Regions from separate parts of the Homo sapiens genome. Here region 1 is linked to region 2. A link is a contact called in ENCODE Hi-C or POLR2A ChIA-PET data. All regions are on one chromosome and are shown on one strand. Each heading gives the region's core, a stretch centred on a gene start or an enhancer-like site at or near the end of the contact. The rest is flanking DNA. Distances are from core to core; before and after follow the strand shown. Region 1 overlaps RBBP8-AS1 (RBBP8 antisense RNA 1). Region 2 overlaps RBBP8-AS1 (RBBP8 antisense RNA 1).

Region 1 (7,327 bases), core at 2,408-4,907, 44 kb after region 2:
CTCTTGCTACTACCGGAAAAGAACTATGCAAATATAATTATACATGAAGTAATATAACCCAAACATAACAAAAGAGACTATTGGAGGAAGTCCCAGGACTCAGAGAGCAAAGATCAGAAAAGAGACAAAAGGCTGGCACAGGTTCAGTGCTCAGGAGGGATATCTTCTAGCAATGTTCCAAAGGGATACAACCAAGGTGAGGGTAAAAGCCCCAGCATCAAACACTTGCAAAGCCCTCCTCTGAGCTTATGCAATGGAAAAACAGACAGACAGTGACTCAGAGCCTTAGCTGTGTGTGGGAGCCACTGAAATAAACTGTCAAAGGGGAAAGGGGGATTGCAACAGCATCCATCAGTGGTACTATGCAATAATCAAATGAGGTATAGGGTAGAGGCAGTGGTTATAACCAAAAGTATTGTGAGTGATCAAGGAAGTGCTTGCAGGTTACTAATCAGCACGTGGGTCACTGTGCATAAAAGGATATGTGAGAAAATGGTTCCTCTCCTGGGACTTTGTTGGCTGTCCAGGTGCCACACTGAGAAACAGATTTTGTTGTGGCAAAAGGGCCCAAAAAGTCTTCATTCTTGATCTGACCCATCACCTGAGAATTTTCACCATGTTTCTGGCTTAAAGCTGATAGTGGGTAACGGGTTGCATGTTGGAGGAAACAGGGAGCATGCCTGTCACATGCCATAGTAGGGAGCTTAATGAGGAGGTCAAACTCACTTTTTTTCAGAATTCTGTTAAGACTGTGAGGAAATATAGACAAATAGCAATGCAAGGCAATGGATCATCAGAAATGGGACGTTATTTGGCTGGAATAATTTGAATAGCATTGCTGAGGACAAATGTCCCTGTGAAAGGAGAGGAAAATCTTTTACCCTTATGCTAAAGACACAACAGGTTATAGAAAAAGGGTTTGATGTTTAATTCTACTGTAAGATTCCAAAAAATTTTCCTTACCAGCTTTTCGGTTAATTTGAATAGCATTGCTGAGGACAAATGTCCCTGTGAGAGGAGAGGAAAATCTTTTACCCTCATGCTAAAGACACAACAGGTTATAGAAAAAGGGTTTCATGTTTAATTCTACTATAAGATTCCAAAAAATTTTCCTTACCAACTTTTCGGTAAGTATGCCATATATTATGTCAAATTCCCAGTACATGTGAGGATAATAATTTTCTTTCAGGTTGTTCTAACCTTTAGCACATGGGAATTGAATCACTAGATTATATAGGTTATATTGGATAACTAGGTTATATAGCAGGGTAGCAGTGGCAGTAATGCTAGAGGAAGTGGTGGTTGCCCCAAGATTAAGCTCCTAGGGGCAGTTGTACAAGCCATAATGTTTGGTGCTTTTTGGTAGCACCCATGACTACTTCACAAGATGAGTTTGGCAGCATGACTTTTGGGCTTTGTTCTTGACTGTGTAGCTCCAAGCCTTCCTTTCCATACCTCCTTAATACCTCCTTGATTTTGTAAGCTGCCTAATGTCCTTTTTTTTTTTTTATCTTTTCTAATGTCTTTTAAATTATTTTTACTTTGGCTCTGCTAGACTTTTATTTCTGCTGCTTGCAACCGAGAACATAATAGATACTGTTGGGGATCTTGTTAAAAAACAGATTTCAAGGCCTAGACATAATCATTCAGAATATCTGACATTGGGACCCAGGAATCTAATTTTTAAAGATCTAGAATCAGTCAAATATTTTTTTTCTGTAGCAGGTGACGAAATCCTCAGTTCAAACCAGTTTAAGCAAAAAACAATGTTATTGACTTACATAATTAAAAAGTCTAGGGAGTAGACTAAATTAAGGCAGTACTAAATTCAGAGCTCAAGCAGTACCTTCAGAATTTGGTTTCTCTATTTCCTGGTTCTATCTTCTGTAGTGTTTTCTTTAGTCTCAGATTTTACGTGGTAGTCAGATGGTGGCAGGGACTCCAGACATCCTCTCAGCTTGTGTTCCAGGAGACAAGAACACACTTGTCTTTGTCCTAAAAGGTGTGACTCTGTTGGAGGTCCATACCTGAAACCATTGCTCTAGCTAAGGGAATCCCAAGATTAGTTGGTCTGAGTCTCCTGCCGTCTCTGGAGCCCAGATTATTTCAATAGACTTTTTATTTTTTCATTACAATGACAGTCTCAACTTTTTGTTAGCCATCTTTCCTGAGGGCTACTGAACATCCTCATGCTTGCTGTTAAGTTGTATACTCATTTATACACTTATTCATAAATAGATTGAACACTTACTAGGCATTGTGCTAGGCAAAGGGGATTTAAATGGAATAAAACGTGGTCCTTATTTTAAAAGAACATAGCTTCTAGTGGGAGAGACATATAAGCAAACCAGTATTTAAATCCATTTGATTTATTATAGAACATCTATTGAATGCTTGCTACTACTATTCTAGTGCTGGGGATACACCAGTGAATAAAATAATGTACTTGTCCTGATATTGCTTACATTATAAGGGAACAAGAGAAAATAAATCAATAAAGATATAAATAATATAGGAAAACATGATAAGTATAATGGGACATATTGTAGCATAAAGAAAGTATGATGAGTAAAGAGAAGACTGATGATGCAAAAAGAGAAAGTGGATGATTTCAGGAGCAAAGTCCTTAAGTAGAAGAAAGGGGACAAGATCTGGTGCACAACTGGAGTTGGATAGGGACTGAAACAATTGTTCTTATCTTTTAGGAGGTAAGAATTAAAAAAAAAAACTATGAAAGCCTCTTCATAGCATCCATTTATTAAATATTTTTAAGAGCCTGTTATGTGCCAGGTACTGTTCTAGTTTCTGAGGATATGCCAGAGAACAAAACAAACAAGATTCCTGTTCTCATGGGGAAGACAATAAATAAGTTTAAATATATACATATATAATTTCTTTTTTTTTATTATACTTTAAGTTTTAGGGTACATGTGCACAACGTGCAGGTTGGTTACATATATATACATGTGCCATGTTGGTGTGCTGCACCCATTAACTCGTCATTTAACATTAGGTATATCTCCTAATGCTATCCCTCCCGCCTCCCCCCACCCCACAACAGGCCTCGGTGTGTGATGTTCCCCTTCCTGTGTTCATGTGTTCTCATTGTTCAATTCCACCTATGAGTGAGAACATGCGGTGTTTGGTTTTTTGTCCTTGCGATAGTTTGCTGAGAATGATGGTTTCCAGCTTCATCCATGTCCCTACAAAGACATGAACTCATCATTTTTTATGGCTGCATAGTATTCCATGGTGTATATGTGCCACATTTTCTTAATCCAGTCTATCACTGTTGGACATTTGGGTTGGTTCCAAGTCTTTGCTATTGTGAATAGTGCTGCAATAAACATACGTGTGCATGTGTCTTTATAGCAGCATGATTTATAATCCTTTGGGTATATACCCAGTAATGGGATGGCTGGGTCAAACGGTATTTCTAGTTCTAGATCCCTGATAATTGCCATGAAGAAAAACAAAACAGGGTAAGAAACTGATGAGGAAGAAAGACTTCTGTGAGATGTGATTTTGACTAGATGTTATTTAAAGCCATGACTCTAGATGAGATCACCTAGGGAGGAAAGCAAATAAAGAAGAGAAATCTGAGGACTCAGCTCTTGGGTATTTCACCTTTTCCATTTCAGTAAGAATAGAAAGACCCAGTGAATAAGACTGAGAAGGAGGTAGCTGGTGAGATAAGAAATAAAACAGGGAAATATATGTTGTGGAAGCCAACAATAACCCAAAAATAAGTGATTCAATAAAATGAAGTAATCAACTATGTCTCATGCTGCTGAGAGGATGAGTAAGATGAAAATTAAAAATTGTTTCTTGAATTTGGCAAGAAGGAGATCTTTACCAATGAAAAGATTGGTTTCAGTGGAATCAGGGTACAAGAGTTAGACTAGAGTGTGTTCCACAAATAATGGGAGATGAAAGGATAAAGAGAGTGATTATGGAAAACTAAGAGAATTACTGTCAGTTGGGGAACAAGGAAATTGGGAGAGGAAGTGGTCAGATGGAGTCAAGGAGAGAATGCCCCTGCAACAAATACTTAAACATGAGGAAGCAGCTTTGGAATTGGGCAACAGGTAGAGACTGGAAGAGTTTTGAGGTGCACATAAGGGCGATTCTGGTAAGGGCTCAGAAAGAAAATAGGAAAGCTGGAGATAAAGTTTTTGTTTTCTTAGAGAATACATAAATAATCATAAACTGTTGATAGAAATGTGGACATTAAAGGCCATTCTGGTGAGGTCTCAGGAGAAGTGAGGAACATGATATTGGAAACTAGAGGAAAGGTAATCCTTGTTATAGTGTGGCAAAAATTTCAATTAATTGTGTTTATGTGCTAGTGTTTTGTGGAAGGTAGAACATGTAAGCAATGAAATTGGATACTTAGCTGAGGAGATTTCTAAGCAAAGTGTGGAAAAAGTGGCTTGGTTCCTCCTGACTACTGATAGTAAACTATGAGAAGACAGAGATGAATTAAAGAAGGAATTGTTAAGCAATTCCAGAAGCAGAACTTGCAGACTGGAAAATTCTCAACTTATCCATATTGCAAAAAAAGAGAAACAAGTATGTGTTGCGTAAGCCATCCAGTCTGTGGTATTTTGTTATAGCAGCCTGAGCAGACTAAGACATATTGGTAGCTAGCAGCACTTGGAGAAGTGCAACTTGCAGCATGACATGCTGGCTTTTCTCGCTGTGGATTCGGTTCAGGGTTTTGCTCCAAATCAAAATGATCTGGGAACTGGTTCTTCAAAAGATTGAGTCTCTCACTTGGCCTTCTCCAGGTAATTAATTGTCAAGGTAGTTTATCCTCATTTCCAGAGGGGAGGAAGTTCTGTGAAAAAGGGGATATAGCCTGAGTGAAAGTCGACTTGGCCTGGAAATGACCACCATCTCCATCTGACTCAGAAAGGAGAATGTGGTGTATCTTGCATTCCTACCTTGAAGGGAAGTTTTTTTAAAGCATGGAGATGTGGAAATAGGCAAGTAATTCAAGGCCTTGGGGTAAGGCAGAGGTGCCAAGGCTACCCAGAGGTGGGAGTTTATAGGAGGCGGAAAGACATCCCGAGGACAAGTTTATACAAGAACTGTTCAGGGAAGGACATAAAAGGAAGTGAGGCAAGAAGCCTCAAGATTAACTTGGCATCTTGCAAGTCTTTTTGAAAAAATCCCCAACGGGGTTGTCAAAAAGCCTTCCTGTGTTTTCCTCAGATGCTTGTACTTGCCTCAAGCCTGCTTCCTTGCTGGATGTGCAACTTGAACCAGTCCTTAGATACTCAACCTTGGCAGTATTTAAAGCAAATCATTTCTTGCTTAGCACTTTTCCCTGGGTAGGAGGGAGGACTCTTATGAGCGGGTGTTGGCATGGTTAATGTAAAGCTATGTTCTTCCAGGTAATATTTTGAGGAGAAAAGCAGAATGATGTCATTCCTGCAGGCATGTCCCCCATCGCCAACACACACACACACACACACCCCTACATTGAGGTCCTGTTGAATAACTGACAGACTAAATGTTCAATTCTCTATTTCACTTTTCTATTGAGATATATAAGGCTTCAAAATAAAGTGATACTTTTCAGAGAAAGGTGTGGGTTAGTAAATCTACTGATTGATTGTTCTTTAATTACTTTTTAAGTTTCCCACTAGAGCAGCTATAGATCCTACCTCTCTTTAATACTTCTTTTATTAAAAAAGCATTAATAGATTCATGCTTCCAAAATCTGCAAGAGGTTGTGCTTTTGCTAAAAGATGAGTATTTTTTAGCCTTTATGAGTATCTGTAAAATCTTTAACAAAGATAGGTGTGTCTCAATGGCTAGACTCCAAAGATGAAGCTAGAAACAGTATGACTATAAATGTAGTTTTTGCCAGTGTGCCAACATTTTGTCAAATATAGGTTGTTATTATCATTTGGAGGTATTTACTATTAATATGCCTGGCCTGGCATACATACCTCAGTTTGATGAAGAGCAACAAAGTTTGTTAATGCTTTCTCTAACAAATGTTATCTAGATAGTCTTATAGTAGGAAAGGCATCTAAACTTAGTATAAGAAATAATGCCTATTAAAGCAAATTTAAACTAGGAATTTTTGGGTAATATTGTAGTGTCAAGAAGAATGATGTGCTTGCAGAGTTGCTTCTTTCCATCAAATTGACAGGTTCTACTTGAACTAATAAGATACTGTTGGATGTCATTGAGGTTAATACAAAGTAAACTCCAGAGAACTGATAAGGTTGTGTTACTTGTACAAGAATGCCTGTAATCCCAGTACTTTGGGAGGCCAAGGTGGGCAGATCACCTGAGGTCAGGAGTTCGAGACCAGCCTGGCTAACATGGTGAAACCCCGTTTCTACTAAAAATACAAAAAATTAGCCGGGCGTGGTGGCGCGTGCCTGTAATCCCAGCTACTCAGGAGGCTGAGGCAGGAGAATTGCTTGAACTCGGGAGGTGGAGGTTGCAGTGAGCCAAGATGGCACCATTGCACTCTGGCTTGGGCAACAAGAGTAAAACTCTGTCTCAAAAAAAAAAAAAAAAAAAAAAAAGAAATCTACTACTTGTAGACATGATTTTTGTGGAAAATATATCATCAGCAAAATAAAGACTATTCTTAGTAAGTGCTCTGATTTTCTTAATTCACGGTTCTCAAAATGTGGTCTCTGGACCAGAAGCATCAGCTTCACTTAGGAACTTGTTAGAAATGAGGATTATCAGGTCCCTGTTGAACAGAAACTCTAGGCCTGGGGCTCAACAATCTGTATTTTAACTAGTTCTTAACTAGCGTGATGCATGCTAAGTTTGGAAGCCACTGACTGGAACCCAAATCAGTACTGGGGCTAACAGTGCTTTTCAGTTTTGTAATTACCTAGAAGTCTTTATGTTGGGAGATCCTGACACATAGAATGTTATTTATTGGTCATATTTTCTATAGACAAAATGTTTTGTCTGGATAGGATAGGCAACTGATGATAATAATTTTCATTAATTAACTCATTCAACAAATATTATTTGAATGCTTACAATGTAGGCACTAGGCAAACAAAAGTGAACAAGAGAGAAAAGAGTTCATCTTTGTAAGCTACCATTCTGGTCTGAATGTATATTTTGATGTTAATTTAACACAGTGGCTCAAATTGTCTAGTATTAGATCATAGGGGAAAAAGTTTCTATAATAATACTCTGTGCTTATGGGTGAATTGCCCACTTTTTAGAGCAAATGAATTCTTTCTAGGTTTGACCTGATCATATGACAGTGTTGTATCACATTGAATTAACACAGCCAGTGAAAAGTAACAGTTCAATTAGTTGTTTCATTAATCCC
Region 2 (6,860 bases), core at 2,601-5,100:
CCAAAGATGGGAGAACATGCAAACTTCACATGGCCCTGGCTGGGAATCAATTTTTTTTCTCATCAATGTTAAAATGAAATGATGTTGAATGAAATGACGTTATTTGAGGACCTGCTGTGCCACTATAGAAAAATCTTCAAGATACAGTATATGAAAAAAAAAATTGCAGATTAGGTTGGGCACGGTGGTTCATTGCCTGTAATCCCAGCACTTTGGGAGGCCAAGGCAGGCGGATTGCTTGAGTCTAGGAATTCAAGACCAGCCTGGGCAACATGGCGAAATCCCATCTCTACTAAAAATACAAAAAATTAGCCAGGTATGGTGGTCAGCATGTCTGTAGTCCCAGCTACTCGGGAGGCTGAGCCTGGGAGGTCGAGGCTGCAGTGAACTGAGATCATGCCACTGCATTCCAGCCCGGGCAACCAGAGTGAGATTCTGTCTCAAAAAAAACAAAAACAGAAACAAACATTACAGATTTAATATATAGAGTATGATCTCAGTTGTATATAAACAAAGGATATTTTATGTTTACTTATTTGAATTTGCATAGAAAATGCCTGGAAGACTACAAAAAAAAAAAAAAACCTTCTGGGCAATACAATTAGAAGCTGAAGAGGGATAAAGGTATTTTTTTACTTTTAATTTTATGCCCTCTCTACTGTTTGAAATTTTTATGGCAAGTACTGTTGATTTTATATTATTTTAAAAATGATACTGCTATTGAACCAACTGGTGAGTATTGTTGCTTGGAGTTTTGCTTTCATTTCATACCTCATCCACTTGATCAGCCGTCTGGGAAAAAGATAACAGCCCAGAGTTAGGCCCTGAAACCCAGACACTGTGATTTTTGTTGATTACCAGTCTCACAATATCCATTTAGCTTCAGTTCTCTCTGGGCTTCTGTCACATTGTGGAGACCCCAATATCCCTAGGAGTCATGAAACAATGACTAGGGTCTTAATGTTTCTGTGCAATTAGACCAAAGTTTTTGGAGGAATACACAAATGAAAATGTGGGGAGAACAGCTTGTAATTGTGCATCTTTGGACTGACTTAATTTCCGTTATTTGGCCAAATAATCCAATTTAGTGTGTTTTTAAGTGGATATTAGTACATTCATTCTTTTTCCATTTTATACAGCATTATTTTGATCATAATTCAACTTTTTTTTTTGAGACAGAATCTTGCCCTTTTCCCCAGGCTGGAGTGCAGTGGCATAATCTCAGCTCACTGCAACCTCCGCCTCCTGGATTCAAGCGATTCTCCCACCTCAGCCTCCAGAGTAGCTGGGACTACAGGTGCATGCTACCACATCTGGCTAATTTTTATATCTTTTGGTAGAGACAAGTTTTCAGCATGTTGGCCAAGCTGTTTTTGTACTCCTGACCTCAAGTGATCCACCCACCTTGGCCTCCTAAAGTGCTGGGATTACAGGCATGAGCCACCACACTGGGCCAGATCATAATTCAACTTTTAAAGAACACAGTGTTAAATCCAATTTCATAGATGAAACTATGAACACTAAAAAGACTAATAGAACTTAATGACATTCTGGGTGGAATAATTATTTGGTTTAATTCTTAGATTGGTATTTGGAATTAAAATGCTAAGGTGATTATTGCTTTAGAAATTTGCTTATAAATAGTAAACAGTAAGTAAATGGAGAATATACAAGTTAACATCTATCACCTTCCTTCTCCCTAGTAATGTAGCAAGTAGGATTCTAATTTAAAATACTAATTTAGCTCCCACCTATAATCCCAGCATTTTGGGAGGCCAAGGTGGGAGGCTCACTTGAGGTCAGGAGTTCAAGACCAGCCTGGCCAACACAGTGAAACCCCATCTCTACTAAAAATACAAAAATTAGCCAGGCATGGTGGTGGGCACCTGTAATCCCAGCTACTTGGTAGGCTGAGGCAGGAGACTTGCTTGAACCGGGGAGGCAGAGGCTGCAGTAAGCTGAGATTGCGCTACTGCACTCCAGCCTGGGGTACAGAGGGAGACTTCATCTCAAAAATAAAAATAAAAATAAAAATAAATAAAACTAATTTAAACCTGATCTATTTCTGACATCTCGTCAGGTTTTTTCCCAGATAAGGCAGGAAATAAAAAATGTGCACACCTTTCAAAGCTTAAGTTAACACAATCCTACAAAATAAATAAACAAAAATACTATGTATATTGAGCAGACAACTAAAAGCTAGTGTTAAACCCCTGGGGGAATAAATAGGCTAATCATGCCTTGGTATATTTCTTGAGAACTTTTCATTTTTGTCACATAAATTAGATATTCTGAGATCTCTGCCAGGAAGTGGATATAACCTTTCCACTATCAAACACAGATAAAATCCTTGTCTACACGTTTTCGCAAGTAGGTCATTCATTAATCTGACATGCTCTACTCTGTTTACACAGAGCAGGGTAACATTTTAGCTTTTAGTTATACTTTCGGTTTCTGCCTTGCTAAGAGAAGGATTCAGTTGTTTTCAGTATAATCTCATTGTCTTTAATGAAAATGCAACAAGGACCATGATATGGTTTGGCTCTGTGTCTCCACCCAAATCTCATGTTGAATTGTAATCCTTGGTGTTGGGGTAGGGACCTGGTGGGAGGTGGTTGGATCATGGTGGGGGGGTTCCCCACTTGCTGTTCTCGTGATAGTGGATTATCATGAGATCTGGTTGTTTAAAAGTGTGTAGCACTTCCCTTTGCTCTATCACTCTCTCCTGCTGCCACGTGAAGAAGATATTTGCTTCCCCTTTGCCTTCCACCATGATTGTAAGTTTCCTGAGGCCTCCCATTCATGCTTCCTGTTAAGCCTGCAGAACCGTGAGTCGATTAAATTTCTTTTCTTCATAAATTACCCAGTCGCAGGTAGTTCTTTATAGCAGTGTGAGAATGGATTAATACAGACTAGTAATAGCAAACTGCATTGTAACTGAGACCATCCAGTTCAACCTTATATTTCAGCTACTACAAGTCCTGATTGATGATCCAACCAACCTAATTTTTATAGTCAAGACACTCATAAGCACCTGCCATAGATTTAGCATCAAAACTGTCAGTTTTCTAGATTTTCCTTTCCGAAGCATCCTAGGCTCTTGAACATAGTAGTAAAAGGAAAAGTCACGGCTCTTTCCTGCTGTGTGTGTCAAACCTTCCTTGCTGGCATCCGTTCTGGTTGGTGAGAGGCAGTTTAGACTAGACATTGTCTGAAGTTTGGAGTTGTTAAAAGGGGCTATTTGGGAGGTATCTTGAAAATACTTAATGCTTCTCTTTGCTTGCACCAAGGCAAAGAAATAAACCTTTTAGAATTCACAAAGGGAGGAAAGAAGAACAAAAGGGCAATCATCAGAGGCAGTGGTTTGGATGATAAGCAAGTCTGTTGTTTTCATGTCACTTCTGTTGTTCCTGTGCTGGATGTCTTCCAATTGCACACTCCTCCCTTATCTACCCTGCTTTCTGTCTAGAGAGGCTGACCTGTTTTAAATTAAATCAATGGTTTTCCAAATGTGGCCCCTGGATAATCAGTATCACCTGGGGACTTGCTGGAAGTGCACATTTTCAGGCCCCATCCCAGACCTCTTGAATCATAAACTCTGGGGGTGGGACCCAGGAATCTGTGCTTCGACAAACTGGCCAAGTGATTCTGAAGCATTCTAACCTTTGAGAATCACTAGATTACAAAATTAAGCTCCTTTGTGGCCTCTAGTTGGTTTTGATCAGTGGGGAGCATCAATAGGAAATCTGAGGGAGGGAGGAGAATGTGGTCTGGGCATTTATTTTCCCAGCTCTCTCCCTATGAGGTCACTGGCATTTGGCCACATTCCTCTAATGGAGGCCACATCTGTAGGAGGCTTTTGCAGGTCACAGTAACCTCTCCTCCTCTTGGGGCTCTTGCTGTGGCTAGCCTCACAGGTGCTACATTCTTCCTTAATAGCTTCTCTCAAATCTGCCCACACTTGTAAATAGTCCCTTTAATGACCTCTTCTTGATGACCCTATTTGAGTATAGTTGGTATAGTTCCCAGTGCAATTTTTGTAATGTCTATTTAAGTGACTCTTTACTTTCGTGAATACTCTTTTTTCCCTTATTTACTTCATAGGATTGTTAGGAGGACTAAATGAATTAATATGCTTATCACGGTGTCTGGTTCATAGGCAGACAATATATAGTAGTTATTTGTAGAGGTGTTACAGTGTTTTTGCTGTATGCAGCCATTAGATATCAATATGTAAATGTCTTTAGCATCTTTCCATTATTGCACCTCTGCCCCTTGGCCATCCGGTATTACAGTTGATTTTCATATTGATTAACTGATTTCAGGTGGAGGAATAATCAGAACCATGAAAAAGTTCAACAGTTTGGTGGTTAAACATTAAAACCAGTTTTAAATCATCAGAACCAAAGTGCCATTAAACTCAATAATTAAGTGATTATTATCTAATTTATAAAACATGTAGAAAGGTTTGCAGTTCCTTATTAACAGCTATTGTTGCTCCTCAATGGATTCTAAGTTTACTGGCACTGCTGTGAACATCTCACTAGTAATAAGACATCATGAAATTATGTGTGTGATCACCCAAATAGGTAAAAAATTAAGTGGAGAGTATGAGGGGGTCTTAACAGTGACTTCTATCTCAGTATGTCTGCTTTGTCCAGGGCGAGCTTCCAGGATCCTGCACCCAAAAGGACTATGGTTTGATTTAATGATTCGTTTGGAATTTTTAACAATTTTTGAACAGTGGGCCCCACATTTTTACTTTGCATTGCCCCGTAGGATTATGTGGTTGGTTCTTGCTCTGCCATATTCATATTTGTTCAAGATGACCCAGTTAAGTATGATTACTATCAAAAATAAAGTCTGACTGTATTATCATACCTATTAATAATTACTTTATTCATTTTGGTCTCCAGATGAAAGTTTCTAAAACTCCAGCTCTCACTGTATTAAACAAATGTGTTCATCTCAAAAACTGAAAAATAGTTTTACCTGTATCACTATTTCTAATTAAATATAACAGATAAGGAAACAGATAAGATCCAGTATACAAAATCAACAGGATTATGTTGAAAATACTGAGAAGTTAAGGTGCTAACAGGAACTGCTATTCTATTTCATCAGGCAACCAAGCCATAAAGGTTCTGACTCAAAGCTACAGACACACACGAAAAATGCTTTTCTTTGGATAGATTTCCTTTGAGAGTAAAATAAGGAATAGTAGATATCCTTGGTAGCTCAGCAACAGGTAAGTTTCATCTAAACAATAACTTTGTTAGTCAGAGGCTATCTTCCCTGAATAACCTAAAATTATTATTAATTAAATTTTTTTTTGAGATGGAGTCTTGCACTGTCGCCCAGGCTGGAGTGCAGTGGCACGATCTCCGCTCACTGCAACCTCCGCTTCCTGGGATCAAGCGATTCTCCTGCCTCAGCCTCCTGAGTATCTGGGATTACAGGTGCCTGCCACCACGCCTGGCTAATTTTTTGTATTTTTAGTAGAGACAGGGTTTCACTATGTTGGCCAGGCTGGTCTTGAACTCCTGACCTCATAATCCGCCCACCTTGGCCTCCCAAAGTGCTGGGATTACAGGCATGAGCCACCACACCTGGCCCCTAAAATTATTTTTTTTTCTTTTAAGTTCTGGGATATATGTGCAGGACATGCAGGTTTGTTACGTAGGCAAACGTGCCTTGGTGGTTTGCTGCACCTACCAACCCATCACCTAGGTATTATCTTGATGCTCTCCCTCCCCCACTCCGCCTCTGACAGGCCCCAATGTGTGTTGTTATCCTCCCTGTGTCCATGTGTTCTCATTGTTCAGCTCTCACTTATAAGTGAGAACATGTGGTGTTTGTTTTCTGTTCCTGCATTAGTTTGCTGAGGATAATGGCTTCAAGCACCATCCATGTCCCTGCAAAGGACATGATCTGGTTCTTTTTTATGGCTGCAAAGTATTCCATGGTGTACATGTACCACATTTTCTTTATTCAGTCTATCATTGATGGGCATTTAGGTTGATTCCATGTCTTTGCTATTGTGAATAGTGCTGCAGTGAACATATGCATGCATGTATCTTTATAATAGAATGATTTCTATTCCTTTGGGTATATACTCAGTAATGGGGTTGCTGGGTCAAATGGTATTTCTGGTTCTAGGTTTTGAGGAATCGCCACCCCGTCTTCCACAATGGTTGAACTATTTTACACCAACACTGTAAAAGCATTCCTATTTCTCCACAGCCTCACCAGCATCTGTTTCTTGACTTTTTGATAATCACCATTCTGACTGGCATGAGATGGTATCTCACTGTGGTTTTGATTTGCATTTCTCTAATGCTCGGTGCTATTGAGCTTTTTTTTCATATATATTTTGGCCGCATAAATGTCTTCTTTTGAGAAGTGGCTGTTCACGTCCTTTGCCCTAACCTAAAATTATTGATGAAAATAGAAAAACTTTGGGTTTGAGAATAAATTTTTTCTACAGGGTTGGGACTTGGTTATGAAAATGGAAGTAATTTCTGGTTAAAAATTTATTTCCTCAAGGAATAAATATCTAATACCTGACATAAGGGTGACTCAGAATGTCACTGTTTTCCTTTTTGGCATCCAATGAACAAATCTTAGAAAAGGTTACATGAGCCAATTAACAGCCTTTTCCCAACATGGTGAAGAAACACTCTATTCAATTATGGTTTGCACGGCAGGCTCTCTTACTGTCTTTACTCTGACCAGTCCTTGTGAGACATGGCATTAGTATACAATTGGATCCATTGAAATAATTCATTCCATTATATATCATAATACAAGGAACCTTGCCATGGCAAGTCAAGAAATCTCACTACCCAAAGCAGCTGTGG

Evidence for each region. A loop is a pair of places that touch in the nucleus more often than their neighbours do. ChIA-PET counts read pairs that join two places held with the same protein, here RNA polymerase II (POLR2A). Pooled maps may share reads with other maps.
Region 1: a loop to region 2 is called in a map of mammary epithelial cell, with 5 times the contacts of the local background. The contact joins two enhancer-like sites. A Hi-C loop is called at or near these places in 3 of 168 maps with a recorded cell type or tissue (heart left ventricle, mammary epithelial cell and posterior vena cava), 1 of 37 single-sample maps with no recorded cell type and 9 of 50 pooled maps. POLR2A ChIA-PET finds 5 or more read pairs at or near these places in 3 of 52 experiments (H1, OCI-LY7 and PC-9).

The regions. Positions count from the first base shown.
Region 1 is chr18:22,824,646-22,831,972 of GRCh38, reverse strand. All of the region lies in intron 2 of RBBP8-AS1 (RBBP8 antisense RNA 1), which reads left to right. The region is part of intron 1 of LOC124904263 (a long non-coding RNA gene); the gene reads right to left. Among named protein-coding and RNA genes, the nearest start is that of RBBP8, 110 kb to the left of the region's middle. Within about 2 kb of position 3,657, at least 4 of the 41 ENCODE cell types and tissues checked have a DNase peak (open chromatin) inside an H3K27ac peak, as active enhancers do.
Region 2 is chr18:22,868,926-22,875,785 of GRCh38, reverse strand. All of the region lies in intron 2 of RBBP8-AS1 (RBBP8 antisense RNA 1), which reads left to right. Among named protein-coding and RNA genes, the nearest start is that of RBBP8, 61 kb to the left of the region's middle. RefSeq lists an enhancer at 2,642-2,761. Within about 2 kb of position 3,850, at least 3 of the 41 ENCODE cell types and tissues checked have a DNase peak (open chromatin) inside an H3K27ac peak, as active enhancers do.